Linked DNA regions of Homo sapiens: region 1 is linked to region 2. A link is a contact called in ENCODE Hi-C data. All regions are on one chromosome and are shown on one strand. Each heading gives the region's core, a stretch centred on a gene start or an enhancer-like site at or near the end of the contact. The rest is flanking DNA. Distances are from core to core; before and after follow the strand shown. Region 1 overlaps NRP2 (neuropilin 2). Region 2 has its middle 220 kb from the start of PARD3B.

Region 1 (5,484 bases), core at 290-2,789, 1.4 Mb before region 2:
TTGGTGGCACTTATGCTACTTTCTGTAAACTGAGTCTTGTCCCTGTGTTCTTGGAGAGAAAAGTTGGTGAAAAACATTTTCTTCCACCCATAGATAAGCTGGCCTCGGCAGTTGTTTACATGAGTGGTAAACTGATGGAGAGGGGACGTGTCAGGCCTCTGTAGCAGGAGAGGTGGCATGCTCCAGCGAACCTCACAAAGAACACCTCTGTGTCCCCTGGGGAAGGATGGCCGCCAAGCAGTTACCCGCTTCACACATCTGATCTCCATGCTTTCTTGCTCAGCAACACCTAGCCTTAATCTGGCAGCTGGAGACATAAGGGGGTGGGGGCAAGGAGGAGGATTCACACACTACAGCTGCCTATCTGGAACCCCGGCAGGGGTTAGGAACACTTCTCTGCCTTTCATCAGACGGTTATGTGCAAAAGCACCATTTAACCCTCTCTGCATCTCAGAAGTGCTTCTAGGAGAAGGAGGCGTGGGAGGAAGGGAGTCCAGGGAGAAAGGGAATGTGAGGCCAGGCCCTGGGATGGGGGACCTTACCCTGGTGGACAAAGCCTTGGGAGGCAGGCAATAGAGGGTGAGGGTGGGAATGGGAAAGGAGAGAAGGGGGTGCAAAATGCAGAGATTGGCCAGTTGGCACCAAAGAAACAGAACTTAAAGCCTAAGGAATAGAGTCAAATGCCAGCCAGCATTACCCCCAAAATGGGCCTCTCTTAATACTGCTCCCCTCTATGCCCAAGAGACAGCTGTGGATGTGCACTTTCTCCTGGTTTTGTCTGGATGAGAACTGTGGAGAACTGCAGAAAGGCACCTAGGGAGACCCGAGAAATGGGGCCCCTGGACCTTAGGAATGGTCTGAGTCATAAACCCCACATTCCCAGCTGAAACGGGAGACATTGATGTTCCTTTTAGCATCCACTAGCGTAGGACAGTCATTCTGAATCCTTCCCTCTGACAACCACCTTCCACAGGTGCACCCAGCTGGGATTTCCGTGAGTCTCTAACAGGTAGGGCACCAGATCGTCTCTCTGCCCGTGCTCTGCTCAGAAACCACAGCCTCTAACACGAACAAAAACTCTTGCCTCCAAGGTGAGCTGCTAAAAATAACCACCTGGTCAACAAACCCCAGAACTCTGATTATGGGCTTCATATATTTTTACTGGCTTCTTTATTGTTCTTGTTTCCTTTATTGAAAAAAGAAAGTATTGGGTAAGAGGAAATAATCCATCACCTTAATTACACCACTTTTCGGTTCTTTTTCCCCCCTTTATACACACGGTTTTTCATTTGTTAAAGCTCAAATCCTAGAAAAAGATACATGACGGCACCATGTTTATAGCCACTGCTTTAAAAAAGAAAAGAAAAGAATGCACACCCAGGCTACATTGTTTAAAATGTGACTCATAACAACCACAAAAAAGGGTCTTTTTAAAAAATCACATGACAACACAGTTTATTCATTCTTTCTTCTCTTTCTCCCTTCTCAACACAGATCTCTTTTTCTTCCAGGCTTTTCTTCATTACTGACTCACATCCTGGCACACAATGTGTCTGTGTGTGTGTGTGTGTGTGTGTGTGTGTGTGTGTATGTATGTATATACACACACACAGCAGAAAACACAGGATGATTTAAATTTAAAATAATATTGCATGGCAAGAAATCAGTAAGAGGCGGAAAATGAAAGATACTTCCAAATATAAAAGATTGCGACCATCTAATAACTCCAGGTCCAAAGGCCACTTTTATTGTATTTCACTAAAGATTTACCTGTACAGTGATTGCTCCCAAAGAATGAGATTACCTTTGTTGCATGATTAATTTATAAGGGAAAAGAAAAACACTCTAATTTGAAAAATGTATAACAATGTAAATGCCTATGGTTGGCAGTGTTTCAACATCAACTTTCCATACCTTGCCTGCCCCCTGATTTCTCTGTTTCCATTTTTTGAGTGAAAAGGCTGATTTTATGCCCGGATCAAGAGAGGACTCCTGCTGTCCTGACCATAAGAGGAATAGTATATGAGTCACTAGGTTAGATGGAACACACAGTCCTCTCCTCTCTCAAACAGAAAAGTTTGCTCAAGGCAGAGTTGCATGCTGTGGTCAAACAGGTCTCAGCCAGAAAGAAGAGACCCATGGCACTAGGTTCATCTGGTTACCAACTCAGATCTCCATGTAAAACGTGCCAAGGTGAATGAAATTCTCCATTCCCAATTCAGATTCTGCTCTTTACTGTGTCCATTGGCCAAGTCTCTGCTCCCCAAGCCTTGGTTTCTTCTTCCCAAAGATGCTTGCCATCCTCCAGGACGAAAGCCATGGCCTAATCCATGCAACTTGTGCACTGCCTTTGCTTAGCCTCAAAGCGGCCCACCAGGAGCACCCTGGAAATTCTTACCTTCAAGTTACTAAGCCCTGTGTTTATTTTGGCTAAATGAGCACTGCTGCTCAGATGAGATTTTATGTATATATTTTTTACAAGAGAGCATGACTGGCCTGTGAAGCCTCATGGTAAGCACAGTTTCAAGGAGAGTGTACGTGCCCTGGTCTGCTTATTCTCTTACGGAAGTGAAGCACTTAGCACTTAGCCACTGTACTTGTCAGTCATGGCCCGACACGGTGTGCACACAGAACAGTGTCTGCAGCAGCTGCTGGCACGTCTTTACCCAGCCTTTCTGGGAGCTGTGAGTCTCCACAACCCAAAGAGAGTCAGGCGAAACAACATCCACAGCTTTCACTTCACCAACATAAGCATTACCTTGGGTCCTGAAGGTTAGAACTCGAATTCGACTGTAATCCAAAGTCGTTCAGTTTGGCTCTCAGCTTTCCTCCAATACTTTGGATTTACATTAACATAAACCTCACCCCCAGAGAGCACCAGTGTATGCACATGAATACTCTTAATACTTTTAGAACTGTGGTACAGGGAGTGGGCATGGGGTTCAGGGACACGAGGAAGGGTAAGAAAGGCAATATATTCTATGTCGGTCTGTCATTCCCCTGTCGTCTGCAGCTTTGTTCCTCACTGGCTGTCTTAGAGCTGATGAGTGGCAAATTGGGTGAGATGATTTGGAGTCAGGGAGCATATCTAGGTGGCAAACCAGGAATTCATCTCTTTCTAGCCCAGAGCTGGACAGATTAATGAGAGTGAAGATAACGAGTCTAGACGGCAGATATAAAAATGGCTGCCCTTATCTCTGCAATGCTGCCACTTGTAGGGGTAAGCCCAGCCAGTACAAAGAGGGCACAGCAATCCTCACAATTGCTGGCATCAAACAGGTCATGAAGAACCCCCATCATTTGGTGAGGGTGTTTTTGTGTGTGCTTTTACACTCAGGCCAACTGCAGTGACGCATTTAGAGTGGCTCCTAAATGTTTGGCATTAGAAACCGGTGTGGGAACTTCAGCAGTGTCCGCTAATAGGTTTGCAAAGAGGGCAAAATGTAAAATCTGCTGCATTGTAACAGCACAAACAACATTGCCATCACCCAAGGCTGGAGGCCTTTTTTTTTTTTTATAACCTGGATGAGGCAAGCATCCCCAATTCTTCTCACTTTGCTCTGCTCTCTCTGCTTTCTCGGGGGAGAACACGTCCTTTCTGATTTTCAGTCCTGCATTTAAAGTGCTCTAGCTCCAGTCATCGAATGCACCTCCTTATTCCCTTGACTGGACACCGGGTCCTAAATGTGGCAACTCTTTCTCCTGAGGCCACCACTTCTGTGTCTCTTTCCTAACTTCCTTCTCTTACAAGCAGCCTGCCACCGTACCTCACTGAGGTATGGTGACTGCAGGTACTGACTGCAGGCTGTACACAGAAGCCCCTCGGCTCTGTGGTTAACTGAAACCGCTGCCTTGGTACCCTGGAACTGGAAAGAAACCATCTTCAGGCTAAAATAAATCATTGCCACCTCATTTCACTTTTAATTTATACTGATTTTTTTTTTTTTTTGGTTCAGTCTTCCCACAGTCTCTCCTTTCTCACCACCCCTGCATTTTCAGCCTCATTGCTCCCCGTTGGACAATGCAAGGCTGAAAGGTTTATCTGTAACCTATTTGTCTCTATTAATAGGTTTCTAAACTTTAATTAAACAAGAGACAGTGAGGCTCTCAATCCCCTTCCCGCATCTACAGGTGTTGCTAGTGCCATCTAGCGGCAGGAAGGTGTGGCGTCTCTTTTCTCTTGCGAGATTTGACAAATTTGGAGGTTGATTCCCCCCATCAAATTCACATCACATGGGGGAAGGAAAAAGCATGCAAAAAAAAAATTTTTTTTTACCTTTAAAATTCTCACCTGCAAAAGCCGAGATGGGTTCTGAAAAAAACAAACAAAAAATTGGACTTAGTTAAAGGCAAGAAACAATTGGGTGAACATAGAGTGAATAATTGGATGAATATGATGATAAACATGACTGCACTCGGTTTTTTTGTACCACTCCATGGAGAGGGCCCCCCATCTTCCACATGTTCTAGGCTGGCTCTAACACATCATCATCATGGGGTGGTGATGGCGGAGGAGGGGGGATTCTCAAAGTTGCTTTGGAACAAAAAGTCCTTCATCAAGAAATGGGTCCCTAAAGTATTGTAATCAGTTACTTACTGCTGATTACTTTCTCAGAGCCTGGATTACTTTTAGATGCCTGGGGCCTGAGAGTTGCCCGGAGGGACTGGGGTGGTCCCAGGTGCTTCTGACATCATCAAGCACACACACACCAGGGGTCGTGTGCCAAGAAAGGCAGTTGGTGAGTTACTGCAGCCACTCTGCTGACTGAAAGCAACCCTCATGCCTTCTCAGGGTTCCTTTCTTGGTTTGGGAAATGTCCATGGCTCTGATGGGACACAGCCAGGGTGACCTCATCTGCAGCAGGAGACCCTGAAGAAAATGCGTGCCTCTCAGGTGGACTGGCTGTTCAGGTGCTTTTGACCAAGATGATGGTTATGATATCCTTCTCGTGCCAGTCACCTGGCCTGCAATGTTTAATCCTACAACAACTTTGGGATCTTGGGCATTAGAGGTATTCGTTTTAAAGAAAAATCTGAAATCTTACTTCAAATGCCACAGTTTGCTCTGCAATTCATTCATGTAAAATAACTACTCAGGTAATTGTGTTATCACTCTTACATAACATATGTACTATTTTTGCTCACCAGTGAAGGCTTCCATTAAATCCATCAAACCTTTCCAGCATATAATTTTGACTGGCAGTTGCTCTCGTCCTCTAGCATTTTCTTTGCTAAAAGCTGGGGTTTGCTGAGGGGGTCTTGGCACCCTGAACCTCTATGTACTTAGTGCATGTCTATTTCTGATTGGGAACAGGGATATAAGCCGTCCCCTTACCTCACACCCCTTCCCACCCTGAACCCAGCCTAAGACACAACTACACCCACACCTTACCTTGCAGAGACTGTGGCTGCCCCACCCACTGGGTAACGACTGCATTGGAAAATGGTGTCCTGCCTCCTCTTGCTTATCCCAGCCCTTGGGGT
Region 2 (5,100 bases), core at 2,375-4,874:
ACAACTTCATATAGTGCATTCGTGTCTTAGACTCCCCGATCTCCTGTAGCCTTTGCAATTACCTCGGGCCATGAAATGCGCTCCTTGCTTGGTTGAAACATATGCACACACTGCCCCCTAGGGGATATCCTCTGTCATGACCCTCCAAAACAAAAAAAAATCTCTTGGGGTGTAATTGGCTTCAAGGAAAAGGGCTGAAACCTTGACTGTAACATCCTATACCGCTTTGTAAATACTATTGGTCCACTCTAAAGTTAGGTAATAATAACATGCACTACTGTTGAGCCTTACTAGAATTTGTGAAATAGAACATGATATATGTGACCTGGATTTGTTTCCCTCAAATGTTAGGAAAAGGCATTAACACAGTGAGAGTCTAGAATGATAATCTACATTTGAAATGAATCCCTGTGTTTGTTGATAGAAAAAAATGACACATTCCTATCCCATACAGTAGATCCACAACTTAAGGTATTGAAGGAATGGCAGGGTAATGTTAGCAACATTATGATGAAATTCATTCAACAGATAATTATTGAGAGGCTACTATGTCCCCAGCACTTGTGGTTTTCACTGAACAAGAAAGGCAATCCTTGTTTTCATGGAGCTGACACTCTACGTAATATGGTAGTCACCCACTCTTGTCTCCCTGCTGTCCCCCTCAGCTTCCGGTGAGTTTTCCTTGGCTCTAGGGGGTGCTGACTTGCCTTGGGGTGGAAGACAAGAACAGCCAGTGTACCCTGGTCACCCCGAAAGCATCTCATAGACAGAACTCCGTTACAACCTCATACAACCTGATGGGTTGTTTTTCTGTCTTTTTTGTTTTCTCGTTGTTTATGGTAGGGTTTTGTTGTCTGTTTGTTTTATTTTGGTGGGTCTTTGCTCATTCCTGGCATCTTTCCAGGCCTTTTGGAGCCATACCAACTGAGTAAGAGAGTAGTATCTCGCAAACCAACCCCCAACCCATTGTTGTCGTCTGTCTTAAATCCTGCTTCATTCCGTACGTCTCCTGTGTCTTCTGCCAGGGCTTCCCTAGGTACAACTTCAAATTGAACATATCGTGGCTGCTCAAAATGAGAAAGAAACATTCAACAATATACAAGCTGCAATGTTGTCATACAAATGACCAAGAAAACATTTAATTTGGAGGAAAAAAGAGCTTAAGAATGGGTGTGTGTGTGTGTGTGTGAGAGAGAGAGAGAGAGAGAGAGAAGGTACTACAATACATCACAGCATGTGATCCTTATCTTGGCTCCGGAGTGGAGGAGAGAGAAGGACTATGAAGACCCTTAGAGCAAAAAAGTTTTGCCCACCATGCTGCTTGAGGCACACAGAAGAACCAAGCTAACTTCTAATTAAGTAAGGTCTCCAAAGTTACTAATGGATTCAGTTCAATGGCTCCATTTGAACCCACAAACTTACAATGTATTTCTTTCCTCATAAACTCTGTCACTATCATCATTCTGTACCTACCTTCTGGTCTCCTAAGCTGCCTCCTGATATTCATAATTCCCTCCTCATGGTCACCTTGAAGACATAATGGCCAAGCCTCCTCTGCTTTTGGTGTGCCTTGGAGATAGCTGGAGTCCCCTTGCCTACAAAGTTGCTGGGGGCAAGACTTGCAGTGACCACTGTGTGTCCCCCCATCCTTGAACCCATCCCTTGGGCTCCTCCTGAGATCGTGCTCAAGCTGATGGGGAGCTCTGAGAAGAAACCATCCCACCAGAGTGGCCTCACATGTGCACACATCCTGGATGTTTCTGTATGTCAGTTTCCTTCTCCTTCCTCCAGAGCTCTTTGGATGTTGGAGTGAGGACTAACAATGAAAGACTGTCTTGCCCCACCCAGTCCTATTTTCAATTCATTTCCTGAGCTTACATGCCATTTCCACCAACCAGCCACTCAGCATCCACAAATGGCTACCTCTGTGTCCTACTCTGGGTTGGGCCTTGTCTGTCCTGTTTTCTGTAGAATCTCCAGCACTAGAAGAACACCGAGCACAAGGCAAGACACTCAATAAAGAAAACAGGTAGGTACCTCTATGGAGCACTGACTGTGTATAAACTGTTCATTTCTTATTTAACTGATCCTCATAACAAACCCCAGTCTACGTCTGAGAAACAAACTTGAGTCTTACAGAGCCTAATAACGTGCTAAAATGTCACACAGCTGTATGTAACAAGAACAGAATTTAACCCCAGAGACCCTAACTTCAAAGCTTTTATCCACTATGCTGTGCTACTTCCTCTCGGAGGAAGGGTTGCTATTTGAGACTTTCTTGCCTCCTTGTTTGGGGAGCAAAGCTAATAAGTCAGTTCAGTCATTAGAGAAACCTCCAGCAATATAGGAGTTAAGAGCTGAATCTAGCCGGGCGTGGTGGCTTACGCCTATAATCCCAGCACTTTGGGAGGCCGAGGCAGGCGGATCACGAGTTCAGGAGATCGAGACCATCCTGGCTAACACAGTGAAAACCTGTCTCTACTAAAAAATACAAAAAAGAAAAATCAGCCAGGTGTGGTGGCAGGCACCTGTAGTCCCAGCTATTTGGGAGGCTGAGGCAGGAGAATGGTGTGAACCCAGGAGGTGGAGCTTGCAGTGAGCTGAGATTGCGCCACTGCACTCCAGCCTGGGGACTCAAAAAAAAAACCACAACTGAATCTAGAATTATGTCTTATTTCTCCCATCCTTCTCCTTTGGACTAAAGATTAGGTATTTCTTCCCAACTCTCCTCTAGATCAGTTGAGAACAACCAAGACCACCACCGCCAAAGCAAATGCCAATTTTCAGCTGGGGTCTCTTAGCTCAAGACAGAATAGAAAGCTCTGCAGCAGGCTGAGTGCCCCAGGAACCATCAGTAGGAACAGTGCCACTACTGAATACCCCAAGTGCTTGTCAATGGCTTCCTAACAAATGGCTTCATTTAGACTCTCCTACAGGTCAGCCGCTGCATGTCCACCCGAGACTGCTAAAGGTCACACTCCTGCACTCTCTTTCCTTTTCTGGAAAATGACCTTGAAACCGTAATGAGCCTGGAGGAAGCCAACCAGACAGGAAATAAACCCGCTTGGGTGCGTGTGCTTGTGGAAGAGTTTTGGAAGACCTTCCATCCCCTGGGAAAACACTTGTTTGATACAGTCATGGCCAGCTATTATTCGTGATCTCATTGGTGGGAAGGCTGGTGGGGATTGATTTCAAAATGAACTTTAAGCTAAGAGGGCAGCTAGGAGGTGGCTCTGAGAGGCTCTGTTGACAGGGGCCAGTGGTGATGTCAGAGGAGCTCGGGTCAGGAATTCTGGGGCAAGGGCAGAGTTGATGAACCTTATTTTTAGATGGTGTTGATATTTTTAGTGAAAGTCCAACAGCCTCTCCATTTTTGGTTGGGGGGATAGAGGGAGAAGGGATGACTTCCTGGAGTTAGTCATTTCCTCTGCTGGTGAAGAGATTTGGCGGTGCTCCTATGTCATAGGAAGTGCCTGGAGATGGTAAACACTGCTGACATAATGGGAACTTACACCATGGGTGTGTCAGAGCACACATATTCCTTCCTGGACCCTGGGCCAGGTGAGTGGGGGATGCTTCCTGTTTTTGGCTCTAGGAGGATTTTCAACTTCTGGGAGCTGCTCTGGAGAATAAATCACAAGAACTGCTGGGCTAAGCAGCTGAGGCCACAGACATCAGAAAGTGATTCGGTGGCAAGAATTGTGGAATGTGCCCTGGCAGTTCCCAGAACTGCCGAGTCATCTTATCCTCTCTGAGGTGTATATGGGGCCAAGTGGGTTTGGTTCCAATACCATAAAGCGATCCTCATCTGAAATTTGCTCGCTTGCCAGAGATGCCCTTAGTGCCTGGATCTCATCCATGACTAAATTCATTCAGCAGAGCCTCCTGATTGCGCCTCTGAAATCTCCTATGAGTCTGGTTCCTGCACTGTACCTCTCCAGATGTCCGTCACCTCTTGTATGGATTAGTAGATCACCCGCTCTCCCTGACAATGATCTCTTCCATGTGGGCCCTCCTCCACACTGCTGGTAGTAGGCGCGGTCTTGGAAAACACATAGCAACCTTGTCACCGTTCCCCTTCTCCCTTGTCCATAGTAGATATTGCTAATCGCTCACGGCACTTTAACTACTAAGCCCAGACATAGGTGACCACCCAGTCTTTCTTAACATTATCCTTCAGCTCTCATGACTAATCACTTGGAAATGGCATTTGACATAAAGTCAATTTGCTATCTTGGTGCTCGTGTTATCTTCCTAAAAACGAAATCCAATTGTGGCTTTTCTCTGATGTGAGACTTCCTGTCTTCCTAGTGCCTTCAAAATGAATGCCAACTGCTTGGCAGGTGCCTAGGAACTAAAGCATCTCACCTCTCCTTCCTGTGCGGCCTCATCTTCTCACCTCTCCTTTCCCAACTTCCACTTTTTCCCTATGCATGCCTTGGGGAATGTCACACTCTTTCCCAGATACACTTTGCTTTTCTGTGACTCCTGGGTTTGTATGGGGTGTTCTTGCTTTCTGGATTTTCCTCTTTCCTTTTTCCTAGCCATAAACTCTCATTTTTTCAAACTCTCCATATTTCTCTTCTGCTGTATTTCCAAGATCTCACTAGGCAAAGTCAGGCACCTTTTCTGTGTTCTCTTGGGCTTCTGTTTTTGCCTCTGTTAAAGCATTGTTATTGTAATATGTTCTCATGCTGTATATATGTTACAATATATTGTGGTTATTACATGAATTATATGCATTATAATTATGGTCATGCATTTGCTTACTTATTCAACACATTTATTGACTGCCTTCTATGTGTTGTGTTACTAATAGGTAAATTAATACGTGGAATAAATGTTTAATGAACATGTTTTTGACTAAACAAATAAATGATATTTCCTTGCTCATCGAAGATGCCATTAGCCCTTGTATTTCTAAAGTAGCTTCTTCAAAACCACAGGAGTCTGTGAGTGAAAGTCTTTCCTCAATTATTATAAAAACCTGTGAAAATAAACAGGTTTAAAACTTATTTTTACCAACATCAACCAAGATAAATAATTTTACATGAGTGCATATATGATTACATGACTTTTAGTCATATCTTTTCCCCTTTT

Evidence for each region. A loop is a pair of places that touch in the nucleus more often than their neighbours do. Pooled maps may share reads with other maps.
Region 1: a map of CD4-positive, alpha-beta memory T cell shows a loop between it and region 2 (14-fold over the local background). The contact joins two enhancer-like sites. A Hi-C loop is called at or near these places in 8 of 168 maps with a recorded cell type or tissue (A673, CD4-positive, alpha-beta memory T cell, HCT116 and 2 more), 2 of 37 single-sample maps with no recorded cell type and 22 of 50 pooled maps.

What each region holds. Positions count from the first base shown.
Region 1 is chr2:205,765,611-205,771,094 of GRCh38, reverse strand. It overlaps NRP2 (neuropilin 2), which reads right to left. Exons shown (of 17, transcript NM_003872.3): 15 at 4,292-4,312. Among named protein-coding and RNA genes, the nearest start is that of NRP2, 86 kb to the right of the region's middle. Within about 2 kb of position 1,539, at least 8 of the 41 ENCODE cell types and tissues checked have a DNase peak (open chromatin) inside an H3K27ac peak, as active enhancers do.
Region 2 is chr2:204,320,600-204,325,699 of GRCh38, reverse strand. No RefSeq gene overlaps it. Among named protein-coding and RNA genes, the nearest start is that of PARD3B, 220 kb to the left of the region's middle. RefSeq lists an enhancer at 2,864-4,063. Within about 2 kb of position 3,624, at least 5 of the 41 ENCODE cell types and tissues checked have a DNase peak (open chromatin) inside an H3K27ac peak, as active enhancers do.